Regions from separate parts of the Homo sapiens genome. Here region 2 is linked to region 1. The links are chromatin loops, found by intact Hi-C in ENCODE. Cell type or tissue: heart right ventricle. All regions are shown on one strand. Links, peaks and the distances in the headings refer to the core of each region. The heading gives the core; the rest is flanking DNA. Region 1 overlaps LOC105370832 (a long non-coding RNA gene). Region 2 holds the start of LOC105370832 (a long non-coding RNA gene).

Region 1 (15,920 bases), core at 2,600-10,599:
TAATTCAAGATGGAGTAAAGACTTAAAGGTTAGACCTAAAACTATAAAAACCCTGGAAGAAAACCTAGGCAATACCATTCAGGACATAGGCATGGGCAAGGACTTCATGTCTAAAACACCAAAAGCAATGGCAGCAAAAGCCAAAATTGACAAATGGGATCTAATTATACTAAAGAGCTTCTGCACAGCAAAAGAAACTACAATCAGAGTGAACAGGGAACCTACAGAATGGGAGAAAATTTTTGCAATCTACTCATCTGACAAAGGGCTAATATCCAGAATCTACAATGAATTCAAACAAATTTACAAGAAAAAAACAAACAACCCCATCAACAAGTGGGCAAAGGATATGAACAGACACTTCTCAAAAGAAGACATTTATGCAGCCAAAAGACACATGAAAAAATGCTCATCATCACTGGCCATCAGAGAAATGCAAATCAAAACCACAATGAGATACCATCTCACACCAGTTAGAATGGCAATCATTAAAAAGTCAGGAAACAACAGGTGCTGGAGAGGATGTGGAGAAATAGGAACACTTTTACACTGTTGGTGGGACTGTAAACTAGTTTAACCATTGTGGAAAACAGTATGGTGATTTCTCAGGGATCTAGAACTAGAAATACCATTTGACCCAGCCATCCCATTACTGGGTATATACCCAAAGGATTATAAATCATGCTGCTATAAAGACACATGCACACGTATGTTTATTGCAGCACTATTCACAATAACAAAGACTTGGAACCAACCCAAATGTCCAACAATGATAGACTGAATTAAGAAAATGTGGCACATATACACCATGGAATACTATACAGCCATAAAAAATGATGAGTTCATGTCCTTTGTAGGGACATGGATGAAGCTGGAAACCATCATTCTCAGCAAACTATCGCAGGGACAAAAAAAAACAAACACCGCATGTTCTCACTCATAGGTGGGAATTGAACAATGACAACACGTGGACACAGGAAGGGGAACATCACACACTAGGGCCTGTTGTGGGGTGGGGGTAGAGGGGAGGGATAGCATTAGGAGATATACCTAATGTTAAATGATGAGTTAATGGGTGCAGCACACCAACATGGCACATGTATACATATGTAACTATCCTGCATGTCGTGCACATGTACCCTAAAACTTAAAATATAATAAAAAAAAATTGAAAAACAAAACAAAAAAACTTTAGAGTATGTGCTATGTGGCAATGAGGAGAATGTATATTCTGTTATTTTGTGTGGAGAGTTTTGTAGACATCAGGGCCATTTGATCGAGTGCTCAGCTCAGGTCCTCAATATCTTTGTTAATTTTCTGTCTAATATTGTCAGTGGGGTGTTAAAGTCCCCCACTATTATTATTTGAGACTCTAAGTCTCTTCAAGGTTTCTAAGAACTTGGTTTATGAATCTAGGTGTTCCTGTGTTGGGTGCATATATATTTAGGATAGTTAGATCTTCTTGTTGAATTGAACTCATTACCATTATGTAATGTCCTCCTTTGTCTTTTTTTAAATCTTTGTTGGTTTAAAGTCTGTTTTGTCAGAAACTAGGTTTGCAATCCCTGCGTTTTTTGGTTTTCCATTTACTTGGTAGATTTTTCTTCATCCCTTTATATTTTAGCCTATCTGTGTCTTTGCATGTGAGATGGGTCTCCTAAAGACAGCATACCAATGGGTCTTGGTTCTTTATCCAGCTTGCCACTCTATGTCTTTTAATTGGGACATCTAGCCCATTTATATTTAAGGTTAGTATTGATGTGTGGATTTGACCTTTTCATCATGATGTTAGTTCGTTATTTTGTAGACTTGTTTATGTGGTTGCTTTATAGTGTCACTGGTCTGTGTACTTCAGTGTGTTTTTGTAGTGGCTGGTAACAGTCTTTCCTTTCCATATTTAGTGCTTCCTCACTGAGGAAGCTCTTGTAAAGCATGTCTGGTGGTAACAAATTCCCTCAGCATTTGCTTTTCTGAGAAGAGTCGTATTTCTCCTTCACTTAGGATGCTTGGTTTGGCCAGACGTGAAATTCTGGGTTGGAATTTCTTTTCCTTAAGAATGTTGAATATTGGCCCCTAATCTCTTCTGGCTTGTAGGATTTCAGCTGAGAGGTCTGCTGTTAGTCTGATGGGCTTCCCTTCGTTGGTGACCTGCCCTTTCTCTCTAGCTGCCTTTAACATTTGTTCTTTCATTTTGCCTTGAAGAATCTGATGATTATGTGTCTTGAAAAAGATCTTCTTGTGAAGCACCTTCCTGGAGTTATCCGCATTTCCTGAATTTGAATATTGGCCTCTCTAGTTAGGTTGGAGAAGTTCTCATGGATGATATCTTGAAATATATTTTCCAAGTTGGTTCCATTCTCCCTATCTCTTTCAGGTACACCAAGCAATCATAGATTCAGTCTCTTTACATAATCCCGTATTTCTCCAAGGTTTTCTTCATTACTTTTCATTCTTTTTTGTCTATTCTTGTCTGCCTGCCTTATTTCAGAAAGGCAGTCTTCATGCTCTGAGATTCTTTCCTCTGCTTGATCTATTCTGCTATGAATATTTGTGTTTGCATTATGAAATTCTTATAGGGTGTTTTTCAGCTCTGTCAGGTCAGTTACATCCTTTATACTGGCTATTTTGTCTGTCAGCTCCTGCAATGTTTTATGATTTTTTTAACTTCCTTGCATTGGGTTACAATGTACTCCTGTAGTTCAGTGAACTTCATTCCTATCCATATTCTGAATTCTACTTCTGTCATTTCAGCCATCTCAGCCTCAGCTTGGTTCTGAACCCTTGTTGGGGAGGTGATGTGGTCATTTGGAGGAAAGGCACTCTAGCATTTTGAGTTTTCAGCATTCTTATGCTGATGCTTTCTCATCTTTGTGGGTTTAGCTACCTTCAGTCTTTGAGGTTGCTGACCTTTAGATGGGTTTTTCTTTTCTTTTATCCTATTTGATGATTTTCAGGGTTTGGTTGTGGTATAAGATGGATTCAGCCAACTGGCTTCATTTCTGGGAGATTCTAGGCAGCCAATGCTCAGCTCCCAACTCTTGGACCACCTGCTCTGTCTCTGGAATCTTGTATTGGGCCCTGACTTTGTTCTCTGGCTCCTCAAAATTTGGAGTTTACTGTACTTGGGGGACCAAGGTGTGGCAGCTGCAGCAGAGTGCTAGCAGATGTAAAGGTACCTGCCTGCCTGTGGATGTTGACCACAGTGGCAGAGGCAAGGTAGCTGGTGGACAGCAGGGGGCCCCTGCTAGATATTGTGTGCACTGTTGTACTGGAGATGGTGTTGGATTGGGGTGGGGTGTAAGCCAGCACAGGTCTGGGTGCCTTCTCTGTGCTCTGCTAGCAGGAGTGATTTCTCAAGGTGTGGGAGGATCCCCTGTTCTCTGCATAGTTATTAGGGCAAGGGCAAGGCACTGGCAGGGGAGGGGATTGCTGGCTTTGTGCCCACCAAGGATCCGTCTGCAATGGTGGTCAGCGGGGTTGGCAGGGCATACTGCACCCCTGTGTGCTGGTGGAGCAAGTAAAGCAAAACCTGCCCTTGTAGACATGTGCCAACAATGTGATGTGGGGAGTTTCTGTGGGCCCAGAGGAAGCTGCAGTATGAGAAGGGAATGTGTGGGCTGGTGTACAGCCATAGTGGCTGCCTCACTGGAGCTCTCCAATCAGTCAGGCATGGTCCACCTGCACAGAAGCCATGATGTGGGGCCCCAGGGCACTCAGGACTGCCCTGTAAGTGTAACCAGGCTGGGGGCCCAGGAGAGTCCAGCAACCCAAGGAGTGCTCATGTTGGACCAGCCCTATCTGATGTGCAAGACCGCTGATATGGCTTGGCTGTTTCCCCACCCAAATCTCATCTTGAATTGTAGTTCCCATAATTCCCATGTGTTGTGGGAGGGATGCTGTGGGAGACAATTGAATCATGGAGTCGTTTTCCCTCATACTGTTCTCATGGTAGTGAATAAGTCTCATGAGGTCTGATGGTTTTATAAGGGGTTTTCCCTTTTGCTTGGTTCTCATTCTTTCTTGCCTGCCACCATGTAAGATGTACCTTTTGCCTTCCGCCATGATTGTGAGGCCTCCCTAGTCCATTGAACCTCTTTTTCTTTATAAATTACCTCGTCTTGGGTATGTCTTTATCAGCAGCATGAAAATGGACTAATACAACTGCCCTGCAGAGATCAGGTCTGACAGTTCCCCTAAGGCTAAAGTCTCTTCTGGATCAACTTGAGCCTAGAGGGATGGCCTTCCCTGGCCATGCTCTGCTACAGACGTTCCTTCACCAAAGCCTCTGAGCTCCACATTAGCTGGATTGCTGCCCCACCACTTTGCTTGTCTTCTGGGGGCTCCACTCCAGAGAGATGTGAGTCAGCAATCACTCAGTGCTATCAGCCCAGGATGGAGGATCTGTGCTGTGGGCCTAAGCCACAGGTTCCCTGTGTGGTGATGAGCAGTGGAGGGTATGTGGGACCTGTGAAAGACAGACTGGCCTCCTCTCCCTGGGTTGACTGCAGTTCATTGGAGGTGTGGATAGGGCATTTGGGGTCTTTGCTCCTTCATTAGTCCAAAGGTGACCAGGACAGTTCTATTGCAGAGACAGTGGCAGAGAGACTTTCAGTTGCCCCTGGAGGCTCTGTCCAGGGAGTTGACGAGTTGCTACTGGCTTGAGAGCTCTGCGGGGGGTGGGTGGAGGCCCAGGCCTGGAGGACCTTCCCAGTGAGGAGATATGGGAATGGGCACCCATGTAATAGACTGACCACTTTTCCATAGGACTGCTGCGGTATGCTGGCGGTCCGCTCCAGTCCCTAGTTGACTCAGATTTTCCAGTACCTGGAGTTATCACTAGTAAAGGCTACAAACAGCAAAAATGGAAGCCTGCCTCTCTCCCTGGGAGCTCTGTCCCAGGGAGGTATGGATCTGTGGCCGGCCCGAACACATCTGTAGGATGTGGCTGGAGATGCCCAGTGAGGATGAACGGGATGAGGGGCCTGCTTTAAAAAGTAGTCTGGCCACATCTTTGTAGAGCAGCTGTGCTGTGCTGGGGGTCTGCTTCAGCCCCTAGTCATCTTGGACACTCCAAAGCCTGAAGGCTGAAACAGCTAAGTTGGCCAAACAGCAAGGATGGTGGCCCACCTCTCCCCCAGGTCCCTTGGAGTTCTATCCCAGGGAGGCACAATGCTGCTACTGGTGGATGGCTGGAATTCCAAGCCAGCGGGTCTTATCCTGTGAGGGGCTATGGAAGTGGGACCCAGAGACCATTGCTGCTCAGCCCTAGATTCAGTCTCTTTCCTAGGGATTTGTGTGGGGGTCTAACCTCCCACTTTTGTGGAGTTGCAGCTACTTTTGCTGGGAAGCCCAGAAAGCTGGAGTAGCTAAGGCTCCCAGGTCTCTGCATGTGCCTGAGAGGCTGTTCTCTCAAGACCCCACATGCCTCTATGTGTCAGACTGAGGGCCCTAGCAGAGTGGGTTCACAAGTGTATTTCCTGACCTGGGGGTTGCAAAGACCTGTTGGAGAAGCATGGGCTCCTGGGATTGCACATTCACTCACTGTTTCCTTGGGTGAGGGAGGTTCCCTTGGCTGCATGTCGTTCCCAGGTGGGCTGTCATCCTGCCTTGCTTTTCTGTTCTCCACGGTTCAATTTGTTTCATTAATTAATCCCAATGCATGTGTTAGGTTGGTGCAAAAGTAATTGCAGTTTTTGCCATTACTTTTAATACCTGGATGTTTCAGTTGAAGGTGCTGTATTTACTCACCTTTTCCATTCCTCTCCCTGAGAGCCACACACTAGCTGCTTCTAGTCGGCCATCTTGGTCACTCCCCCTTTATTTGATTTTTATATATGATGAGAAGTAGGGGGTCTAGTTTCATTCTTCTACATATGGTCATCTAGTTTTCTCAGCACCACTTACTGAAAGACTGTCCCTACCCCACTGTATGTTCTTGGTGCCTTTGTCAAAACTGGGTTGGCTGTGAATGCATGGATTTACATCTGGGTTCTCTTTTTTATTACATTGGTCTATGTATCTGTCTTTGTGCCAGTACCACACTGATTAGGTTACCATAGGTTTGTAGTGTAGTTTGAGGTCAGATAGTGTGATGCTTCAGGTTTATTCTTTTGATCAGGATTGCTTTGGCTAATTTGGTAACTTTAGTGATTCCATACAAATTTTAGGAATGTTTTTTCTGCTGTGAAGAATGACATTGGTATTTAATAGCAATTGCATTGAATCTATAGATTGCTTTGGATAGAATTGTCATTTTAACAATATTAATTTTACCACCTCATGAGCATGAAATATCATTCCATATTTTGTATATCCTCTTCAATTTCTTGCATCAAAGTTTTTTGTAGTTTCCCTTGCATAAATCTTTCACTTCTTTGGTTAAATTGCTTTCTAGGTTTTTTATGTTCTTTGTAGCTATTATAAATGGGATTGCTTTTTTTATTTCATTTTCCAATTGTACTATTGATTTTTGTATGTTGATTTTGTAACCTGCAAACTTACAGAATTTATCAGTTCTAATAGTTTTCTTAGTAGAGTCTTTAGGTTTTTCTAAGTTTAAGATTATGTCATTTGCTAACAAGGCTAATTTGTCTTCTTCCTTTCAACTTTGGATGTCCTTTATTTCTTTAGACAAAATGCTCTTTCCAAGGCTTCCAGTATTATGTTGAATAAAAGTGCTGACAGTGGGCATCCTTGTCTTGTTGCATATCTTAGAGGAAAAGCTTTCAGTTTTTCCCCATTCAGTACAATGTTAGCTGTTGGTTTGTCATGTATGGCTTTTATTATGTTGAGGTATGTTCCTTCTATACTCAATTTGGTGTGGGTTTTATCACAATAGAATTTTATTGAATGCTTTTCAGCATCTATTGAAATGATCATGTGGTTTTTCTTCCTGGTTCTGTTAATGTGATATATCATGTTTATTGATTTGCATATGTTGAAACATCCTTCATCTCTGTGATGAAGTCTCACTTGATCATGGCTAATGATCTTTTAACGTGTTCTTGAATTCAGTTTGCTAGTATTTCATTGAAAATTTTTGCATCTGTGTTCATCAGTGTAATTGGCCTGTAGTTTTCTTTTTCTGTTGTGACTTTGTCCAGTTCATTGATTTTTTTTTTAAGAGATACGTTTCACTATGTTGCCTAGGATACACTCAAACTCCTGGGCTCAAGAGATCCTCTCACCTTAGCCTCCTAAGTAGTTGAGACCACAGGCATGTGCTACTGTGCTCAGTTTGTCTGGTTTTGGTATCAAGGTGATGATGGCCTTGTAGAATGAGTTTGGAAGTGTTATCTCCTCTTCCATGCTTTTTAAGGAGTTTGAGTAGATCGGTATTAATTCTTCTTTACATGTTTGACAGAATTCAGCAGTGAAGCCATTAGATTCTGGGCTTCTCTTTAATGGAGAACTTTTTATTATGGCTTTGATCTTATTACTTGTTATTGGTTTGTTAAAGGTTTCTACTTCTTCATGATTTAATCTTGGTGGTTGTATGTGTCTAAGGATTTATCTCTTTCCTCTAGGGTTTCAAATTTGTTGGTGTATAGTTGTTCATAATAATCTCCAATTATTTGTATTTCTGTGATCTCAGTTATATCTCCTTCACTTCTGATTTTATTGATTTGGGTCTTCTCCCTTTTTTTCTTTGGTAGTCTAGGTAAAGGTTTATTGAGTTTGTTGACCTTTAAAAAACCAACTTTTTGTTTCACTGATATTGTGTATTTTTAGTCTTAATCTTATCTAGATTTTTGTATATTATATGTCCATTTCCATTCATTTCAAGAAATTTTTAAATTTCCTTCTTAATTGCTTCATTGACCCAGTGGTTGTTCAGCAGCATATTGTTTAATTTCCACGTGTTTGTATATTTTCCAAGGTTCCTCTTGTTATTGATTTCTAGTTTTATTCCATTGTGTTCAGAAAAGATACTTGTTATAATTTCTTTGTTTTTGAATTTAAGATTTGTGCCCTAAGATATAATCTAGTCTAGCAAATATTCCATATGCTGATGATAATATTGTGCATTCTGCAGAAGTTGGGGGAAATGTTCTAAAAATGTCAGTTAGGCCTAACTGATGTTTCTTTGTTCATTTTCTCTCAGATGATCTGTTCGTTACTGAGAGTAGGGTGTTGAAGTCCCCTACTATTATTGTATTGCAGTCTATCTCTCCCTTTAGATCTATTAATGCTTGCTTTATGTACCTAGGAGCTCTGGTGTTGAGTGCCTAGATATTTATAATTGTTATATCCTCTTGCTAAATTGACCCCTTTATCATTTTATAGTGACCTTATTTGTCTCTCTTTATAGTCTTTGATTTGTAGTTTATTTCATCTGATAGATATTATAGCTACACCTGCTCTTTTATAGTTTTCAGTTGCATGGAACATCTTTTTCTACCCCTTTACTTTCAGTCTATGTGTCTCTTTATAGATGAAGTGAGTTTTTTGTGGGCAGCATATAGTGGGTCTTGTTTCTTTATCCATTCAACCATTGTTTGGCTTTTAATTGGAGAACTGAGTCCATTTATGTTCAATGTTATTATTGATAAACAAGGACTTACTACTGCCATTTTGTTGTTTGTTTCTGGTTGTTTTGTAACTCCTATTTTTTCTTTCTTCCTTACTGTTTTCCTTCATCGTTAAGTAATTTTCTATGGTAGTATGTTTTAATTTGTTGCTTTTTATTTTTAGTAAAGTGATAATAGGTTCTTGCTTTGTGATTTCCATGAGGCTTACAAAAAACATCTTATAGATATCACAAGTTATTTGAAAGAGATGCCAACTTATCTTAGATCATGAAGAAAATAATATAAAAAAAGAAATAATGAAAAAAGTCCTCTATACTTTATTCTCCCCTAACCATTTTGACTTTATTTTCTATCAATTTACATATTTTTATTTTGTCTATCTCTTGTCAGGTTGCTGTAGGCATTATTGTTTTTGATAGATTTGTCTTTTAGACTTTACACTAGACTTAGGAGTGGATTGTACATCATAATTACAGTATTAGAGTCTGCTGGGTTAGTCCATGTACTTAATTTTACCAGTGGGTTTTATACCTTCAAATAGTTTTCTTTTGCACATTAGTGTTTTTTTCTTCTTCCAGATTGAAGAACTCCTTTTATCATTTCTTGTTAGACAGATCTAGTGTTGGTGAATTTTCTCAGCTTTCTTTTGGGGAATACTTTAGCACTTTTTCATATTTGAAGGATAGCTTTGCTGGATACAATATTCTTGCATAGCAGATTTTTTATTCCAGCATTTAAAAAATGTCATCCCTCTTCTTACTGGCCTCTATGGTTTCTATTGAGAAGTCTGTTGGCAGATGAATTGAAGCCCCTTTATATGTTATTTGGTTAAGTTTTATTTTTTTCTCAGTTTTCTTAAGATGGCTATTCTGAATTCTTGGTCAGAGTTCACATATTACCATCTTGTTAGGGTCAGTCACTCATTCCTTGCTTTGCCTATCTGAGGACGTTGTGATTCCCATTTTGCTATTGTTTCTTGTGCATGTATATCTATGTCTTTGCATTGAAGAATTATTTATTGCCATCTTCTCTGTCTGGCTTGTTTTTTTCTTTTTTATTGGATATGTTTGCTTATAGAGTCTTTGTAATTTTCTTGTTGATTTTGTTTTTAAATTTTTATTCCTGCTAGGTTGCTGCTGCTTACCTAGTACTAGATTGAGCCTTAAGCCTAGGTTTGCTTTGGTTCTAGGAAACATTCAGAATGCCACCCATCTAAAATAAGGGAGGTCCCAAAGGGGATATCCTAGTAATGTGGGAAGGCTGGCTTTTGCACAGAGGACCTGTGGAATGGAGCTCCTACAGCACGATGCTGCTGAACAACCTCTGTGACTTGGCATCTCCTTTGGTTGAGTTACAAAGAAGTTTCCAGGGCTGGGAATGGTAGTCCCACTTCCCCCTTTGTCTCTGGCTGTCCTGAGGGATAGTCTCCCTTCAGGTACTGTCAGTGCTTCCTGTGAGTTGAGGCAAGGATAGATCTCCTGCCTGAGAACCCAAGATGGTGGAGAAGCTGATTGTTCACCTCACTCTGACTTTTTTTTCAGTGTAAAAAACCATGAATCAGGGAGAAATTTTTTTGTGTACTTGGTGCTGGGGGGCAGGGAGCAGCATAACAGGTGCTGTACATATGGAAGCCTGATTCTCTTAACATCTTCTCATAGTTTTTTCACTTCTTTGTGGCCCTGGGAACTGTCTCATCCTCATATTTGAGTTCTGGAACTTTGTTGGTGATAATCTTGGCACTGTATATTTGATTTTGGGTTTCTCCGGGGGACAAGGAAATGGAGTGAAACCAGCTTGTTTTGATGCTACATTTGAAACCAGAAGTCCTCTTGATTTTTTTTTTTTCTGAACAAAAGTTGGCCATTCGGACTTAAAATATCTTGATCCAGAGTTGAGTGAGTGTCAATGAATCGAGATTGGACATAGGGCTGGATGAAGTCGGGAGGAGTCGTTTTTGTTGTTGTTTTTAACCTTCTGTATCCAATTTGAAGTATGCTGAGAACTTATCCTTTATAGAGGCATGTGTTTTATTTACAGTCGTTGTGAGAAGAGTGGAAGTGCAGGAAGAAGCAAGTGAGGCTTGGCTGAAGGCTTCTTCACAGTGGATGAGAAAGTTAAAGAAAGTTCTTTCAATTTAGGTTCTATGGGTGGTATATAGACTGGAAAAAGGCAATGTGTATATGTATATGTGAATGTGCAAGTGTGTGTGTGTGCATGTGTGTACCTTTTGTGAACTGGAACACTAGGACATCAAACTACCTTACTTTGGGACATCTTGGACATTGAGAAACACAAAGAGAGGGAATACTTTGTTATCACCTCCAAACTGCTACTGCCTAGATAAAATGAGAAAGCTCTGTGCTTTGGTTGGCAGAAGTGGCTATTTAAATTGGAACCCCCTTTTTTTCATAGTTCATGCTTTGTGTGAACTAATATAAAATTTACCAGAAATGTAAACGAAGGCTACACATTAATGGGTGGTTGAGCCTGCGACTAATATTTTTTAATGCATGTGAGCATTCCTGAGGCTCTCAGAAATATTTTGGGACGTGAACTTTTTAAAAAACCAGATAAAGAGAAGAGGGACTCAGGGCCATTCTAGTTTGGCTATTAAATGTTAATATGACTTGAGTTGTACTCATGGGATGGTGACTTACTGGTTTTTGCTTTGTTTGCAACGAGCTCTTGCTCTGTTGCCCAGGCTGGAGTACAGTGGTAATAATAGCTCACTGCTGCATTCAACTCCTGGGCTAAATTGATCCTCCCATCTCAGCTTCCTGAGTAAGCTGGGACTACAGGCATGCACCACCATGCCCAGCCAATTTTTGTATTTATTTATTTTTTTGTAGAGACAGGATCTCACTATGTTGTCCAGGCTGATCTTAAACTCCTGGCCTCAAGTAACCCTCCCACCTCGGTCTCCCAAAGCTGACATACTGGTTTTTATGTGTGGGTGTATTACCACATTATGTGTATTTGGAAAATAAATATATAACATGTATATCACTTTTTTTTCACAATGGCATACTGCTGTGTTAATCTGCTTCATTTATTCAACAATATGCCATTGATATAGTCTAACAGTCGATGAAAATTTCTAATAATAATCAGAAAGAATTAATACATTTGAAATTTTTAGGTATTCACCCACTACTAGTCTGTCTGATGAGGCCCAATTTCCTTAGCAGGGAAGTTTCCAAACATTTAAATATGCAAATGTATAAAGGCAAATGAGATATCATTTAATTTGTTTATTGTCTTACAGTGAAAGAGAGCAAATGAGCAAGTTGATGCCTTTATGGCAATTATTTTTAGTATGATTTCTTTTGTGCTAAGGTGTAGCTGAAGGCAAACCTCAAATTCTAGCATGAACATGCAGCAGCAATAACATGAATATTTTAGGGGCTATGCGATTCTTTTTGTGGGTTATGGTTGGAAATAAAATTTTAAGTTACAACTCCTTTGGCAAATGTGTAATAAACTACTGGGACTAAGTCAGAATGTGTTTAAGTTCTCAGCCTCAGACCTGTTTCTATGAGACCCAAGTCCTGGGTGTCCAACATTTTCCATAATGTGACCCTCTTTCCTATTATTCTAGATTAATCTTTTACCATTCACCCCACTTAATACAACCCTGCACCTCCCTCTAGTCATATGAACTTACCTGAACAGGACATGTATTTTCATAGTTAAGGAATGTGACCAACTATCTTAAAATACCAGGGCCAGCAAACCTGCAATACAATGGCAGCAGCAGTGACAAACTCAGAGTGACTGGCTGTGCTCAAGAGCAGTGGCCCACACGACTTCGGTCATGGGTTTGATCCGCACCATGGCAGCTCCATTTCTTCTGTGCTTTTCTACCACACTCCACGCTTAACTTCACCTAGTCATCTGTAGACTGGTTCTGTTGGTCAGAATGGGGGCCACATAAAAGCCCTGGCTTCAGCAAATTTCAAAGCCCTGTTCCAATGAACAGTCATGGAAATTCAAAGGGAGATGTTATTATTCTTGAGGAGAACTAACCAATCTCTGTACTAAACCTATTTAAGGATGTTTTCACCCTTCCAAAAAAGAAAACAACAACAAAAAAGTACAGAATGTCTGTGTTTAAGGCATTTCAAGAATTAATGAACCTCATTCTCTTGTTCTTACCCAAGGCACATCGCTGCTTAAAACCACAAAGTGCTGACCTAGCCAGTGGTTCCAGAACCCAGGGCCTCAGCACAGCATTTTAAAGCCTCATCCTCACAGTAAATTACTATTTTAGTGATAGTCCTGGTAACATATGGCAAACGGAAAACACTTTCTGTAGATTAAACAACGTAGTTTTCATTAATGGTTTACTATGTACTTGAGACCTTAAAGAGATTTAACTAATTCTTCATTTGGTACAGTTGCTGCTGAATTATTTAAAACATCTCTTTCCTGCTTTAACTTAGAATTTGCATTAGAAAGTATAATACCAATTAAGACTCCTCCATTGCCTCAAATGCTCTAAAAATAATTGCAAATGAAATCCTAATCACACATACATTTCTTTCCCTGTGACCTCTCGGTTATTGTAAGTTTAAGCAAAATAAATGAACAATACACAGAATTTGCAGACGAAACAGCCAGAAGGTTAGGAAATTACTTATTAAGGTAACGAAAAATTAAAGACTAGTGGATGGCTTTTTGAAGTGCCGGAGACATGTGGTTCAGAGTTCTACATTTAGGTGGAAAACTCAGTGTTTCCATTTGACTAAGATATGTTGAATTATCTCCAGAATTACATAATGTAAAATATAAATGTAACAACTTACACTTATTTACAACCCCAAATTAAAAATGGCGGCTCAGTTGGCTGATTTGAGTTTTATTTACTATGATAAATAATCAAAAGTGAAAATTGGATGCCAGGCATAACTTTGGCTGACCATGTCTTGTTTGCTTATTTTTTGCTTAGCTTGTGTTTCTCTTGCCCCCTCTCCACTTTCTCCTCATGGTATGAAGTTTAAATATTGACTTTAAGCCTGTCTCAGAGGACTTCCTCAAGGTAGACCCAAACTATATCACATTCCTCATAACTACTTCTCTGGTTACCTTCCTAAAGGCAACGTCTACCTAGAATATCTGCTTCTCGCTGCCACATGTTCCTTCCATTCCATTCCATGAAGTCTACTTAACGAGCCCCTTCAGTAGAGAAGTTCTCAACGAATCCCTTCTGGATCCAGGCATTCTGATTACTGTATTATGACTGTGCACTCTACCCAGGTACATGTCAGCTTTCCTAAAATAGTCTGCAAATCTTGTTTTGAGTTACTTTTGTGTTACGACACATTTTCACTTGGGTACATGCCGGCAGATTAGTACACTGTGCTTACCATTTACCACCGAAGAAACGATACTGCTGGACAACAGGGAGCTTAGAATATCAATTTGAATCAGAGTGCCATCTACTGGTACAAATGCTACAATACTATCAGCAGGATTACATGATGCTCGATAAGCATTCAATATGTTTACACCCACACATACACATGAATTGTTCTCACAGTTTGATTAAATAATAAGGAATATGCTATATATATAAAATGAATACTTTGCTATCACCTTTAGTAATATCTATGTTTTTGAAAAACATACAATGATGACATGAGAAAATATTTCCATTTGGATCCTCTAAACAAAACTGTCATCTCCAAAAGATGGGTGTGAATTCTGGACTATTCCCTCTGGTTATTTTGTAACTTAGATTTTTAAATATTTATTGAAAATCATATTTGAAATAAGGAACTGAAACAATGTACAATGAAATGTCTAAATGACATTAAGTTCCTAAACAAGTAGCATTGTGTTGTGAAGAAAACTAGTTTTTGTTTTTATTTAAATCCAGGAACTTAGTTCTTTTATAAGGTGAGCCATCCCTACAGGACTGACTACACCTTTATGTCACGAATGGCTGAGAAAGCGTGATTTCTCAGCACAAAGGAATGTGGAAGGACTTTATAAAAGATCAATATTAAAAACATTTAATCTCTGCTTGTCAGGGTAACATCTTAGCCTATTAAATATTTTCTCAAACCCTTTAATAAATCCAATATTTTTACTCATTCTAAATAAAATTTCCTTGTGGGTAGATTTAAATAAAATGCATAGAAGTACGTCTGTAAATTAAGAGAAAACTTTTTTGCGCTCACATAGAGGCTGATTTGGATAGCATGGAATCATTGGCAACCAAACAGATGCCCTCATCTATAGCCCAGAGACAGCTCTCAGGTGTACAGAGAACATTTCATTTCCAACAGAGAGGTGAACTTAGAACTTGTCACTGATTTTTGCACCCTCTTAATCTTCCTGTTTATTCTGTGCTTCATTAAAGTCAATCTCCACAGGGCAGACTGTCATCTGAGCCCGGCCTGTCCTGCTGTCTGCTCTCTCCAGAGAGCATCCTTCATCCTGATAAACAGGCTGCGAGCTGGACATGTGACTGAGCTCCTTAAGGTAAATAGACTACAGAGAGTTGTTCCTTCCATGCTGGCTCAACAGAATTTGATAAGCAGAATCATTGACGTGTGCATCATAGTGGAGACAATGCTTTTCCAAAAGATGGGGTTTCAAAGTTACTGTTGTGAAAGAAATAGAGGATATTTATGTTTATCTTTGTGTCACACCATGCCTTTAAACGCTGTATTAGCTAGTGTCATTCATCTGCCAAGTGTCTCCCTCAGGATTCAGCATCATTTATAGAATGTCTTTGCATGCCAGTTCTGGGCTAGGCACTGAAGATGTAAAGACTTATATGGGGAGGGAAAATGGTGGCCATGGTAGGAAACATAGCAAAGCTCTCTTGGGAAGCCATAAAGCATGCCATATTAACAATGCCAGCCTGTGTGCTGAGTGTAGGGTGTGCCTGTTTGTTGGACTCGCAGATCATGTTATTCCAGAGCAATTGCTTTATCTGGATGAAAGGGCAAAACCGGGGCCTGAGACTGGTTTCCAGGCAGCACTGTTCACCATGTCTCATGTTGACAGATAAAGCACAAACTTACCTCTGAGGATCCATGGCTTTCTGTCTTACCTATTAAACCAGACCTCGACCAGACTCTGGGGAATGAAAGTCTAATCTCTCAGGTAGAAGGGCTTAAAGGAATCTTATATCCCTGAACTGAGGACAGTTAAGTTTCTATGACCACCAGCTGAGTACTGGAATTACTTTTCCAACAGCTGGATGATGGGAACTCTGAACAAGATACCCCAAGTGTCATGGCAAGGGTAAAGCCTCAGATTGTGGGTGGCCCCATAAGAAGTGGGGAGCTTTCATCCCAGTTGATCAGGGCAAGGAAGGTCTGTGTTTGACAAGTGGAAAGCATTGTAATGAAACTTGTTCCTACTTAGCTGAGAAGG
Region 2 (15,920 bases), core at 3,818-11,817, 100 kb before region 1:
GCATACATATATATAAAGAAAGACTTAATAGACGTTTTTCATTTCTCAGTTTCCTTCCTGCTACCCAATATAGCTAAAGGGCAATGTATTTTTTGTTTGTTTGTTTGTTGTTTTTTGAGACGGAGTCTTGCTCTGTTGTCCAGGCTGGAGTACAGCGGTGTGATCTTGGCTCACTGCAACCTCCGCCTCCCGGGTTCAAACGATTTTGCTGCCTCAGCCTCCCGAGTAGCTAGGATAACAGAAGCCTGCCACCATGCCCAGCTAATTTTTGTATTTTTAGTAGAGATGGGGTTTTACTGTGTTGCCAAGGCTGCTCTCTCTCGAACTCCTGACCTCAGGTGATCCGCCCACCTCGGCCTCCCAAAATGTTGGGATTACAGGCGTGAGCCACGGCGCCCGGCCAGTGCACCACATTTTGAACTGTTACCCAATTATCTATTCAAAAATAAATTTAAATGAAATACCTATTTTAAGCCACTAAATTTGTAGGAATTTGTCATGCAGCACAGAAAACAAATACAAACTGTTTCTGGTTTTTAGCTATTATAAGTTGCTTTGAACATCGCATGCAAGTCTGTGTATGGACATAAGCTCCGATTTACCTTTGGTAAATAGGAATAGGATGACTGGGTGGCATGGTAAGTATGCTTTTAATTCTTTAGGAAACTGCTAAACTGTTTTCCGAAGGGGCTTTTTGTTATATTCTCAGCAGCATTGTATGAGAGTTGCAGTTGTTTCCAAATTGTCACTAACACTTGGTATGGTCAGTCTCTTTAATTTTGTCCATTCTAATGGGTGTGTAGTGGTAAATCAGAGAATATGCTTTCCATAATTTTAGCCTTTGACATATATTAAGATTGTCTTTAGGGCTGAGTATATGGCCAGTTTTGGTAAATGTTTTATATGCACTTGAAACAAATATATATTCTGCAGTTGTTGGGTACAATATTCTACATATATCTGGTAGGTCAATTTTCTTAATTTTGTTATTCAGAACTTTTATATCCTAACTGATTTTGTTTGACTACTTGTTCTATCAATTACTGGATAAGGTGAGTTAAAATCTTCTACTCTGAATTCATTTCTTTTTTCAGGTCTTCAGTTTTTGCTATATTTCAACCACTGATAGTTTTTCTTTTTGAGAATATCACATAAATGAAATTGTTACAGGAAAGGCATCCCGATCCAGACCCCAAGGGAGGGTTCTTGGATCTCATTCAAGAAAGAATTCAGGGCGAATCCACAGTGCAAGGCAAAAGCAAGTTTATTAAGAAAGTAAAGTGATTAAAGTACAGCTACTCCATAGACAGAGTAGGGCATTCCCGAAAGTAAGAGGAGGAACACGTCCACCCTAGGTACGATACTTGTCTATATATATAGGATAAAAAAAATCATTGGGAGATGTGCTCTGCTACAAGGGTTTGTGATAAAGGATTAATTTTCTTAATTACTGTATTTTACAATAATCGATATTACCATTAAAGCAAAACTAGGAATGCTTCTCTTCTCAAGATAGCAGGATATCAGGACACTCCCAAGTCTGGATCTGTTTAGTAAACATTATCCATCTGTTCCCTTAACCGTAAACATCTAGAGGCTAGGAATACATTAGTTTCTAGGAATGCAGCCCAGCAAGTCCCAGCCTCAGTTTCCCAGCCCTCACTCAAGACGGAGTCACCCTGGTTCGAACACCTCTGACAGACTGATACATTATGTAACACTTTGAGACTTTGATTCAGCATAAGGTCTATGAGATTTGTACAAGTTGTTGCATGTATCAATAGTTCATTCCTTTTTATTACTGAGTAGTAATCCATTCTATAAATAATATGTTTATTCATTCACCATTAAAGGACATATGGTTGTTTCCTGTTTGATTATGAATAGAGTTGGTATAAACATTCATGTACATATTTTTGTGTGACCATATGTCTTAATTTCTGTTGTAAATACCCAGGAGTAGGATTGCTGGGTCAAATGGTAAGTGTATGTTTAACTTACAAGAAACCAGCAAGCTGCTTTCCAGAGTAGCTGCACAATTTGCATATTCACTTTTTACTTGGAATCAATATTTTACTTCAACTGGAATGTAGAAACCTCACCCACGTATGTTCTTTTATCCTCCATGCTTTACATTATAGTTGTCATACATATTACATTTATATTCATTAAAAGCCCATTAGATAATGTTACGAGTTTTGCTTTCAGCCATCAAATATATTTTAAAGAACTCAAGAGGAGAATAGTCTGTTATAGTTACTTAGGTAGCCACCATTTTCGTTGCTCATCCTTTATGCATAATATACCAAGTTTCCTTCAGGTACTATTTCCTTTTGGCTGAAGACATTTCTTTATAATTATTTTAGAGCAGATCTGATGACAACAAATGATCTTAGTTTTCCTTTTTCTAATGATGTCTATTTCATCTTAATTCTTAAATAATTTTAATAGTCTATAGAATTTTAGGTGGACAGATTTTTTTCTTTGTTTGTTTCTGCACTTTAAAAAATGTGCCATTTCATCTGAGTCTCTCTGGTTTCTGGTGATAAATCAGTAGTCATGTGAATCAATGTTCTTTTCTATGATAAGGCATTGTTTTTCTTTGGCTACCTTCAAATTTTTTCTTTGTCTTTAGTTTTCAGCAATTTGATTATGGTGTTATCAAAGTCAAATAAAATGATAGAGATGAAACTCTAAAGAAAATGTTTTATTTGGAAAAACGGAATTACCATTCAGGGCATGTACACAGACCAGGGTGGTCTTTGGTATCTTCAAAGAGCAGAGAAAAGGTTGGGGGTTTTATTAGAGAAATGTTATGTATTGTTTTGTAAGAAAACTCATTGGCATTAGGAAAGTTTTTGGGAGCTCATAAGCTCTGATTGGTGAGTAATGATGGGTAGGTAAAACTAGGCTTAAAGTCATGGCAGTTCATCTTAGCAGCTACTAGGTAAAAATAGTCTTAAGGTTGTAGCAGATCATTTTGGCAGTTGGCTTAGGAGACAGTCCCTGGGCAGGCACTTGTGCCCTGAGTGCTTTTCTTTTCTTTTCTTCCCCTGGTCTCCTGACTCTAATTTAATTGGGCATGATAACTCCAATTCATATAATCAATTCTCACAGTGTTTGGTTGTGGATTTGTTTGGGATTTTTCCTGTTTGAGATTCACTGAACTTCTTGAATCTGTAAGTTTATATCTTCTGCAAAATATGGGAGGAGTTTTTTGCTGTTATTTATCCTCCCCCTTTTTATTGTGGTAAAATATACAGAAAATAAAATTTACCACTTTGACATTTCTAGTGTATAATTCAGTGGCATTTAGTATATAAACAATGTTTTATGCAACCATCACCACTATTTTGAGAAATTTTTCATCATCCCAAACAGAAACTCTCTACCCATTGAGCGATAACTCCCCATTCCCCCTGCCCCTAGTACCTAGTAATTTCAATTCTATTAATCCTTTCTGTCTTTATGACTTTGTGTATTCTAGATACCTTATAAAATATGTGTTTGTCTTCACGTCTGAATTATTTCACTTAGCATAAGTTTTTCAACTTCATGTTGTAGCATGTATCAGAATTCATTCTTTTTTTGTGGTTGAGTGATATTCCATCGTACATATATATCAAATTTTGTGCATTCTGTTTGTCCATCTTTTGATGGACACTTTAGTTGTTTCCACCTGTTGGCTATTGGGAATAATGGTGCCAGGAATATTTGTGTACAAGTATCTGTTTGAGCCCCAGTTTTCCATTCTTTGGGGTATATATTGAGCAGTGGAATTATTGAGTCATATGGTAATTCTATATTTAACATTTTGAGGAGCTGCCAAACTTCCCATAGTGGCTGCACCATTTTAACTTCCCACCAGCAATTTACAAGGGTTCCGTCTTGGGTGCGCGATGACTGTCTGGGCTGGTGGCACAGAGGTAAAAGAATTTACCAAGATAGTTGTAGGTAAAGAAAGGCAGATTGGTTAAAGAAAGTATAAAAGTACGTTGCCAGGGAGCTATAGGTGGAATCAGCAGAAGAGTAGCTGACTGCAAGGAAACAAGGAAATAAGAACAAGAATGCTTCTTATGCTGAAGAGTGCTACAGGCAATACTGATAATGCTAAGGTTGCAGTGAGCTAACTTGCAGGTGTCTGATGATAGTTGGACCCAGGAGGGCAATGTGTAGTGGACCATGAAGAAAGGCAGACTTGAAGCTTATCTGCTTTCTCTTTTTGCTTTGCCTTGGTGTCCAGCCAGCCTGACTCCTTTTCCCTAATTATGAATCCACAGGTTCCAATTCCCACATCCTTGCCAACACATGTTAATTTCAGGAATTCTGGGAGTAGCCATTCTAGTGGATGTGAAATGATATTAGACATTATTCCTTTCTCCTCTTTGTCAGTCTCTGATAACACAAACATTAGACCTTTGGTACTGTCCCACAGGCTCCTTAGGTTCTTTACTTTTTTAAGAAATATTTTCTTTATTTTCGGATCAGGTAATTTCTATTAACCTATCTTCGAATTCACTGACTCATTTTTTTGTCATCTCCATTCTGCTATTAAGACTATCTAGTGAGATTTTTTTAAAAAAATTTAGTGATTACATATTTTTTTCAGTTCCCAAATTATCATTTGGTTCTTTATGTCTTCAGTTTCTTTGCTGAGACTTTATATCTTTTTATTCATTTTAAGAGTGTATGTCCTTACTTCCTGGAGCACCTTTATACTAATAATAGCTGCTTTAGCATTTTGGTCAGATAATTCTAACACCTGTGTCAAATCAGCATTGGTGTGTGTTGATCATCTTTTTCTCATGTGAGCTCAGATTCGCCTAGTTCTTCATATACTAAGTAGTTTTGGAATGTATCCTGGAAATTTCAAATATAATGTTAAGGGACTCTGGGTTTATTTAAATCCTATGGAGAATGTTGATATATTTGTTTTAGTAGGCAATTGACCTTATTGGGTTCTGGCTGCAAATTCCAACCAGCTTCTGTGGGTTGTGGTTTCAATGTCAGTTTCATTTTCAAAGCCTTCAGTTTTATTCAAATTTGTCACACATGTATGCTGCTCAGTGGCCATTCTGAAACCTGGCATGTGGTTTATCTCTTAGTTTAGTTCAGTCTTTGGTATGTTGGTTTATGATCAGAACCACACATGCATCCCTCAGAAGTGATACCAGAAATTCATAAACAACATTATCTGGTAATTTTCCAAAGATCCTCCCTTTAGGTATTTTCCCCAGTAACTTCCAGTCCCTTAAGCCTCTTTTTTGATCTTCCATCTGTAATACTGTGGCTTTATTTACCCCCCATCCTGCCCTACATTTTTCATGTCTGCACTCATATCCAGGGATAAGTGGAGGGAAGTTAGAATTTAAAAAGAAATGGTGTTCACCTCACTCTCTTGAGACTATAGCACCTCTGGAAAGTAACCCTCTCCCTCTCAGAATTTTGGTGCTCCTGTAGCTATCGGGAGATCTCTATCTTCTTCTTTGATCCTGAGTAGAAGGCTTCTCTGGAAGCTTTCTCTAGCTATACCAATACCTATCTCCACATTATAGATTGCCTTAAATCCACACTGAGAAATACTAAAGGGGGGTGAAAAGGGTCTATTCACTACCAGTTAGGTCTACTCCACTTCAAATTTCGTTGTTCTTTAGTCTTCATACTATTATCTTGTATTCACAGTCCTTCCACATTGTTATATGCATTCTGTCCAGGTTTTGTAGCCGCATTCAGTGGGAGAGTCAAAGTGGAGTGTGCTTACTCCACCTTACCCGGAACTGCAACTCTTAAAATAATTTTATAATTAACATCAATAGTAAGGGAGACTATGCATAAAACAAATAAACAAAACCTAACAAATTTGACATGTAAGCACTCTCACTGCCAGGCCAACATGTTGTTTAAAACTGTCCATAGAAATTGAATCTAAGTAGAGAAATTTCAGGTAGAAGCAAACTTTATAATTCCACCAAACCAAGAGCAAGTCAAGAATGCCTTCTATGATACTCTGGCTTCTTATTTTTAGGATGCAGAAAAGCTGCTCTGGCTAGCTTAAGAAAAATAGTTGCTCTGGCTAGTTTAAGAAAAATAACTTACTAATCAAGTATTATAAGAAGACACAAATACCTAAATCAGAAATGAAAGTGGGGACACAACTATTGACCTTTCAGAAGTAAAAAGGATTATAAGAGAATACTCTAAACAATTGTATGCCCAAAAAAAGATAACCTTGATGGCATGGACACATTTCTAGCAACAAATTACCAAAACCGACTCAAGAAGAAATAGAAAATCTGAATAGAGGTATAACAAGTAAAGAGAGTGAAACATTAACCAAAAACTTCCCAATGAAGGTAAGTCCAGGGTCAGATGGCTTCATCAGTGAATTATACCAAACATTTAAAGAAGAATTAGCACCAATCCTCAATTTTCCAAAAAGTAGAAGAGAACACTTACTAACTTGTTTTTGATGCCAGCGTTACCCTGATACCAAAATCAGATAAAGACCTCACAAGAAAAGGAAGTCACAGAGCAATATCCCTAAGTAATATAGATGTAAAAATTCTCAACAAAATATTAGCGAGCCAAATCCAACAACATATTAAAAGATTATATACCATGACCAAATAGGATTTATCCCAGGAATCCAAGGGTGTTTTGACATGAGAAAATAAGTGTAATATACCATATTAATGGAATGTAAAAACGCCACATGATCATCTCAGTTGATGCAGAAAAAATACTTGACAAAATCCAACACTTTTTCATGATAAAAACTTAGAAAACTCACTTTGGGAGGCTGAGGCGGGCAGATCACGTGTTCAGGAGATTGAGACCATCCTGGCTAACACGGTGAAACCCCTTCTCTACTAAAAATACAAAAAATTAGCCAGGCGTGGTGGCAGGCACCTGTAGTCCCAGCTACTCTGCAGGCTGAGGCAGGAGAATGGTGTAAACCCGGGAGGCAGAGCTTGCAGTGAGCCAAGAACGTGCCACTGCACTCCAAGAAAACTAGGAATGAGAGGGAACTTCCTCAACATGAGAAAGGGCAATTATGAAAAACTCGTAGCAGAAATCATACTCAGTGGTGCAAGACTAAAATCCTTTTCCCCAAGATCAGGAACAAGACAAACATGCCTGCTTTCACCACAGCTATTTGACATTGTATTGGAAGTTTTAGCCAAAACAGATAGATGGATGGATGGATAGATAGATAGATAGATAGATAGATAGATAGATAGATAGATAGATGAAAGATAAAATGGCATCCAGATTAAAAAGGAAAAAGTAAAACTATTCACAGATGATATGATCTTATATGTAGAAAATCCCAAATAATCCACAAGAAAGCTACTAGAGCTAATAAATTCCGTAATTTGTAAGATACAAGATCAACGTGCAAAAATCATTTGAGTTTCTGTATACCACCAATGAATAACCCAAAAAGGAAACCAAGAAAATAATTGATATGGTTTGGCTCTGTGTGCCCACCCAAATCTCATGTTGAATTGTAATGCCAAATGTTGGAGGTGGGGCCTGGTGGGAGGTGTTTGGATCATGGGGATGGTTTCTAATGGTTTAGCATCATTCCCGCAGTGCTGTCTCATGATAGAGTTCTCACAAGATCTGATTGTTTAAAAGTGTGTAGCACCTCCATCTGCTTGTGCTCTTCTTCCTGTTCCAGGCATGTAGGATGTTCGTCCTTCCCCTTCACCTTCCACCACCATTGTAAGTTTCCTGAGGCCTCCCTAGCCAAGCTTCTGTACAGCCTGTGAAACTGTGGTCAATTAAACCTCTTTTCTTTGTAAATTACCTATTCTCAGGTAGTTCTTTATAGCAACGTGAAAAGAGACTAATACAACAAACAATCTACTTACAATAGATCTGAGAATAAAATACCTGGGAATAAATTTAACCAAGAGGTGAAAGACCTGGACACTGAAAACTACAAAAAATTGCTGGCAGAAGTTAAAGAGGAACGAATTAAATGGTAAGACATACCGAGTCCATGGATTAGAAGACTTACTATTGTTAAGATGGCAATACCCAAAGCAGTCTACAGATTCAATGCTATCCCTGTCAAAACTCCAATAGCCTTTCTTTTCTCAGGAATGGAAAAGCCAATATTCAAACCTTTATAGAATTGTAAGGGGCCCCAAATAGCCAAAACAGAATAACAAAGTTGGAGGGCAAACACTTCTTGATTTCAAAACTTACTATAAAGCTACAGTAATCAAAACAGTGTGGTGCTGGCACAAGAATAGACATATGAATGTACTTAATACCACTGAATTGTACACTGAAAATGGTTAAGAGTAAATTTTATCTTACATATATATAGCAACAAAAAATGAAAAAAATCTGCCATACCTATAGGTTTATTTCTGGATTCTCAGTTCTATTCCATTTATCTATATGTCTATTCTTGTGACAGTTCATCTCCAGAATTCTTGCATCTAGTAAAAGTGAGACTCTATACCCGTTAAGTAATTACTGTACATTGCCCACTTTCCCTATCCCCTGGCAATCACAATTCTATTTTCTACCTGTTTAATTTTGACTATTCTAATACCTCATAAAAGTGGAATAATGTAGTATTTGTCTTTTTTGTGACTGGCTTATTTCACTTAGCATAATGTCCTCAAGGTTTATTCATGTTGTAGTATATGTCAGAATGTACTTCCTTTTCAAAGCTGAATAATACTCCGTTTTGTATATCCATTCATCTGTTGATGGACACTTGGGTTGTTTCCATATTTTAGCTATTGTGAATGATGCTGCTGTGAACTTGAGTGTACAAATATCTCTTCAAGACCCTGGTTTTAATTTTTGCGTGTAAGAAAGAGTGAAGCTATATAAAAATAAACCCAGTGCTCTTGCTATAGTCTAGAAAGAGGAATTGCTGTGGTTAGGATCCAGGCTTCCCAATTTTAAGCCTTTAAGGGTTAAAACTAGGACAGCTATTGACCTAGAACATCCTAACACATAATAGGCATTCAATGAAGGGCCGATTGAATAACTTAACTTGAGAAAGGCAATAGGATAGGCTGAAAGTAGCAGCTTGATGATGAATGTTGTGGCTTTCAGAAGCATGGTTACTGATGCCAAGTTATTATTGATACATTAGGATAAATTTAAAACCTAATTCTCGAGGCTACCTGATGCCACTAGCAGAAAACAATCAGTCCTTTCCTAGGATAGATGGTGGGAACCTTTACCACTAAAACATTATTTTCAGACTAAACACAAGGCTTCTAAACCTACTTCCAGATTACAACATCAATAAATAAAAAGATATGAATTTATTGCTGGATTCAACCAACAATTAAACTCCTGTAGTAGTTAAACACACTATCTTATCCTAAATGCCAAAAGTGTTTTCAGGATGAGGAAGATGAAGCAGCATGGGTTTAAAACTTGGTTTTGGTTATTATTATTAAAGCCAATTTATGGGCAGTGCTTTTCTAGAAAAATAAAAACTTTTTTATTCTCAGAACTTTGTTACTTCACTTCACTAATGTGTCAAGTAAGTATTACTGGACCATATCAACTCTTCTTGAAGTATGTACCACACCTTGGTTCTAAGGCATGCAAACAGAAATTCTGTGTAAATAAGAATTACCTGGAAAATAAATAAATATCATTACATCTGGATTAGGCAACAATAGGTGAGTTTCTGTATTTCAGAATTTCTCAGCATGAATCTACAAGTGGGATGTATAGTATATGGCTTCCTATAAGGTTATTTGACTTTTTATTTTTGAGAAAGATTTCTCAAGAGTAGAGCTCCTCAAAACAAATTTTGATAAATACTATTCTGGACGATTAGCATTTTTAGGAGCTGGGAAACTGTGGCCCATGGACCAAATCTATATGCTGCCTGTTTTTGTACAGCCTGCAAGCTAAGAGGAGTTTTTACATTTTTTAATGGTTCAGAAAAAACAGTATATCTTATGACACCTGAAAATTACATAAAATTTAAATTTCAGTGATGAATGCAAATGTATTAGCATACAACTATGCTCATTTGCTCACATATTGCCTATGGCTGCTTTTACACTACAATGGTAGAGTTGAGTAGTTGCAACAGAAATCATATGTGTCACTCTTATTAATTCACACTGCTGCTGAGTGCACTATAAGTCACAGTAATGTAGGTATAACGGGATAGAATTCCAAGTGTACCACCATACCACAATATTTTTTTTTGTTACTAGTCTTACCAATCATGTCAAAACAAAGGAAGGGAATAGTAGACTCTAAATGTCATGTTTTAAAGACGCAGTGAAGTGTGGATTATTTTGCTGTCAAATTAGATGGCAAAGTGTTGTATTTATCATGGAATAACATTAGAGTTGTGCTATAAGAATGTAGTATACATCTGCTTGCTGGACTAAACACTTATCATGATATTCCCAACTCTCAGGAATACAATGGTCAGAAAAATTAAAAAATTTAAAACAATATTTTATTATAACATAACTTATTTACAAAGAAACAGTGAAGGAGACTGTAACCAAAGTGAGTTTCCAAGTGGCTCGTTTGTTAGTCACATGAAGAAAGCCATTTACCACTGGTAGGTTAATTAGATTGTTTGATTGCAAGAGAGAAAAAAATGTGTCTAGAGAAAATTATTTATGACTATTAGGCTTATGGTGAGAACAGTTACTTGAAGAGAAGAAACATCAGTAACAAACTAAAGAATAAGGGCAAATGATTTCAAGTTGTTTTCCTTGACTGGATGAGTCCACAGATCATATTGCTGCTGATCATTTGTTTATTCCTAAAGACAATGCCAAATTTGAGGTGAAATAAGTATTAGACTCTTTATATAGAGAAACTACAGGTGAGATTTATTTTCACAGAAGTTGGGAAAACATTAATTCAGTAAAATCTGAAGTGGAATCTACTAAGATGTGTTATAATGGATGGTGGTAAAAACATCTGGAGCAGGCAAAGGCTTTGGTTGACAAATTTATAAAGGTTGTGAAAGTGTAAGTTGATTAAAGCCTTGGTTTTTCATTGTATTACTCATCCGTAGGTATTTTGAGGAAAATATTTGAATCTATCATGTGATATTGAACCGGTAGAACAACAATGAACTTCATTTGCTCTTGTGGACTTCATTACTTCCAAGAATTTTTGTCTGAAGTATAAGTTGAATACTTAGATTTTCCCCATCAAACAGTAGTTTTATGGCTTAGCAGTGGTAAAGTTTTACTGTGATTTTTGAGCTCAGGGCTGAGATTGCAATTTTTCTGAACAATAAGAACCACCTCAACCAGTATATCAAACACTGAATGGCTTTAGAAATTACCTTTTGCAGCAAACTTGATAGTTGTTTAATAAATTCAACCCAAAATTACAAAGCAAAACAATGCTTAGGATGTGAAACTTATACTGAATTAAAGTCATTTTGACAATTAATTTTTAAATCATAAAAAATGACAAGTAGCTTTATATACTTCCCATGCTAGCAAAAATTGAAACAAGAAACAAGATCTTCAATACTATACCATTTGCAGTAGATATATTTTCCAAGCTCAAACTGCCTTTCCAGTAGAGTTTTTGGGACTTTGATGCAAGTGCAAAGGGAATTTCCATATTTTGAAATTAATTTAACGGTGAAATTGAGGAGCTTCCACCTAACCGTTTAACTAGAAAGTGATTAACCTGCAATGTAATGACATGCTAAAATGAGATTCTGTAAATGCCTTCCAAATGATGAGTATGTTCAATAAAAGTCACATGAGTGGCTCAATATTAGTATTTTATAGTAGTTACTGTGTATAAAAAGATATTTTTAATGATGAAATACATAAAAGCTCATCACAAATTAGCATTAACATATAAACAGTTGCAAATGATTTTTATGATAGGGAACACTAACTATGAATCCCAATTTAGCAAAAATATTATCCCTGCCATTAAAAAAAAAAGTTCAGTTCTTCTCACTAGTAGACAACTATAACAAAAATTTGTACTCAATTTTTATTATATTTTGATTTTCATCAATTAAAAATTTGTGGAAATTTGTTTTCCCTCTTGTTACATAAAAATCTGTACAGTATCTTCAATTTTGCCTGTTGGCCCACAGAGTCCAAAATATTTACTATCACAACTTTTTATTAAGAGACAAGGTCTCTGTCTGTCACTGAGACTTCAGTCCAGTGGTGCGGTCATAGCTCGCTGCAGCCTTGAACTCTTGGGCTTAAGTGATCCTTCTCACCTCAGCCTCCTGAGTAGCTGGGACTACAGGCACATGCAATTGTTTCTATGTTTTGTAGAGATTGGGGGGGTCTCACTTTGTTGCCCAGGCTGGTCTTGAACTCCTGGCTTCAAGTGATCCTCCCATCTTGGCCTCCCAAAGTGTGGGATTATAGGTGTGAGTCACCACACCTAGCCACTATCACACCTCTTGACCCATAAAAAAGCCTTTACAAAAAAGGCTTGCTGAATTCTTAAACAGACCATTGAATTAGAATAGGAAGCCCAGAGCAAAAACATGCATAGATGGATGAACCTGGATTTAGTAAAAGGTGGTACTGCAGTTTAGAGAGGAAAGAAAAGTCTATTCAGATGAAAAAACATAAACTTTACCCTACCTCACATCATCATGAAAACAATTCAGGGTGGATTATAAATCTATGTGTGAAAAACTAAATAATAAAACTTTGACAGATAATATAAAAAGAATGTCTTTATGACTTTGAAATATAGAAAAGTTTCTTGAACAGAATACAAAAAGTATTAACCATAATTGATAACTGATAAATTATCAATTTTATATATAATTGATAAATTATCGATTATATATAAGAAATTATATATAAAAGAAAATTGATAAATTTTACTATATTATAAGATCCAGTTATCAAAATATACCATGAAGAGAATAAAGAGGCAAGTGACAGTGTGATATAGTTTGGATGTTTGTCCCTCCAAATATCATGTTGAATTGTGATCCCCAATGTTAAAGGTGGGTCCTAGTAGGAGGTGTTTGGGTCATGGGGGAGAATTCCTCATGAAGGGCTTGATGTCCTCCCCCGTGGTAATGAGTGCATTCTTACTCTGTTAGTTCACATGGAATCTGGCTGTTTAAAAGAATCTAAGACCTCCCTCTTCTCTTTCCTGTTCTTTCTGGTCATGTGATACACCTCGCTCTTTACCTTCCAGCATGATTGTAAGCTTCGTGAGGCCTTCAACAGAAACAGCCACCAGCACCACACTTCCTGTACAGCCTACAGAATCATGAGTCAAAATAAACTTTTCTTTATAAATTACCCCCTCTTAGGTATTCCTTTACAGCAATGAAAACAGCCTACTACACAGTGCTTTAGATTTAAATTGACAAATCTGTGACAGCAAAAGTTTCAGTAAGTGGCCCTTGTAGGTATCAAGTTCCATTTCAAAAGGATAGCAATCACAAAGCTCAAGGTTTACAGAAAAGAGAGCTAACAATCTTACCTTTCCTAGTTAGTAGAATTTATAATAAATCTAGAATACAAATTCTCAAATATGAAACAATTTATAAAATGAGCAATGACTTGTTCTTATTGCTATTAAGCAGTACTTTGAAAAGAACACAGTAGATGGTACTAGAACTAAGATGTTCAAACATTTTACAAATAAATTATGCATTTTTCATTCATATTATACCAACCACAACATTTTAAAGGCACTAGTTCTATTAGATACAAAATTAAACCTGATTAAATTGAAAAGAAAACACATTACAATGCAATTATCCATGTGGCTGTCATTTAGAGCCCTGGCTCCACTGAAATAATCATTAGAATAGTAAATAAACCTCAACAAAACCAGTGTGCTATTTTACATTAGTAAATGCGTTAGCTTTATTGTAGCTGGTGGGCAAAACAATTGATGAAACTCCTGGAGGATGACACATTTCACAGTGAGATGTTTTTCCATCCTTTATCTGATAAATATAGGAACCATCAGCAGTTTAAATGTGGCCAGTTTAGGTCAATAAAAACTATGAATATACATTTTTTAAGTTAGTATTTCAAATTCAGTAATAGAATCCAACAGACAGATGTTAATGTGCCTCAATCAAATTCTTCTATGGCTTTTATATATAATTGCTGAAATAATCATCTGATGACTAGAGTATTAGTCATAACAATTTTTCTCATGTAACCTAATCCTTCATTTTAAAAAGAGTTTTTAAAAATTGGCCAGCGCTGTGGCTCAGGCCTGTAATCATAGCATTTTGGGAGGCTGAGGCGGGTGGATCATCTGAGGTCAGGAGTTCGAGAACGGCCTGGCCAACATGGTAAAGCCCCATCTTTACTAAAAATACAAAAATTAGCCGGGTGTGGTGGTGCATGCCTGTAATCCCAGCTACTCAGCAGGCTGAGGCAGGAGAATCACTTGAACCTGGGAGCTGAAGGTTGCAGTGAGCTGAGATTTTGCCATTGCACTCCAGCCTGGGCAACAAAAGCTAAACTCCATCTCCAAAAAAATTAATTAAAAAAAATGTTCTTCGCACAGGGCAATTTTGGAACTTATCCCACTGTCTTTACTTCATAGTATGTTATGTACCTAATATTTAATTCATTTAGTCATTCAATAAACAAATTATTGTTTGTTTTGGAGGATTCCAAAAAAATATTTTGTCAGATATTAGAAGACAGAAGACTCATATAATATTCACAACCTATTTATTATGTACCAAGAACTATACTAAGAATTTTGTGTGTATTATCTCTCAATTTTGTTTGGAAAAACTATTGTAATGATTTAGGGATGAAGAAAGTAAGCCTTAGATAGGTTAACTCAAAAACATCTAATGCTGGGGTCCGAGATGAATGTTCTTTCACAGGCAGTTGAAACCAAAGTCTAAATTTGGAAAAATTTTGCTTACCTATTAGGGAAGACATGTCATATATTTTAAGACTTCACTGATACATAAAACAAACAGTGGCTAAAAATATAACTTGATTATGACAAGGAATCTAAAACCAATTGAATAAAATTAGTTAAAATAGTTGATCACTAAAATGTATGAGTGAGCCTAAAATCATATATTAATCCAATGAAAACATTAAATTATGTTAACTGTTCCCATTGATAGATATGGTATGTCTATTTGTTCAAGATTTGTTTTATGTCCTTAGATAAGACTTTAGAATTATCATATGGTCCTAAAATTTTGTTAAATGTTTTCTTAGTTATTTACTACTTTTTAATCCTATGGTAATGGAAGTTTTTCCAATATCCATTTCCAATGAGTCATAAAACCTATTGGTATTTGTATATTCATCCAGTATTCAGCCATTTTGATACATTTTGTCAGTAGTTCTTGGAGTTCTTCACTGAGTTTTCCAAGCATGTCATCTGCAAATGGAGATAATTTCCCCCTTTTTCAATATTTATATTGAGTATTTTAGTTTTTTTATTTCATTAGCTGGAACCTCCAAAAAAAAAAAAAAAAAAGGTCAAATATACGGTAGACATTTACCATCTGGAGAAAAGCCTATTCAACATCTGAACCATTTCTTTGTTGAGGAATTTTTTTTTGCCCTGTGAATCGGTTAAGCTTCTCACTATATGAGCAGAAAAAGTCAAATGCTTTACCTTCCCAACCCCCTTTGAGCTAGGATATTGGCAATTGAATTAGAGTCAGCAAGTCAGATGTGCCTGCTAAGGAGTCTGAGATAATAAACCCAAGATGCAGGTACAATGAAGAATTAAATTTTTGACAGTGGCACAGCATTCTTCTTCCAGGGAGTAACACTGCCTGTGCCACCATCTGCAATTGAATAGGGAATGCTTCCCTGCAATCTGTGGAATATGTCCTCAGTCTCAGAGCAGCAGTGTCCCTCCAGACTGATTCTGTAGCATGAATTCTATGTAATTCTGGCTGGCTGAACTCCCCTTTTTCCTGTCAGTTTTCC

Evidence for each region. A loop is a pair of places that touch in the nucleus more often than their neighbours do. Peaks named below come from ENCODE experiments on the same cell type or tissue, not always from the same donor. Only the 100,000 strongest peaks of a DNase experiment are listed, where the experiment ranks them.
Region 2: a loop joins it to region 1, with 2.4 times the contacts of the local background. A loop is called at or near these places in 4 of 110 quality-filtered maps.

The regions. Positions count from the first base shown.
Region 1 is chr15:56,494,780-56,510,699 of GRCh38, reverse strand. It overlaps LOC105370832 (a long non-coding RNA gene), which reads left to right. Exons shown (of 4, transcript XR_007064652.1): 2 at 13,627-13,787; 3 at 14,909-15,017. Among named protein-coding and RNA genes, the nearest start is that of MNS1, 38 kb to the right of the region's middle. In heart right ventricle, for the core only: no CTCF peak of the experiment used is centred there; no DNase peak of the experiment used is centred there.
Region 2 is chr15:56,597,446-56,613,365 of GRCh38, reverse strand. It overlaps LOC105370832 (a long non-coding RNA gene), which reads left to right and starts at 7,770. Exons shown (of 4, transcript XR_007064652.1): 1 at 7,770-7,990. In heart right ventricle, for the core only: no CTCF peak of the experiment used is centred there; no DNase peak of the experiment used is centred there.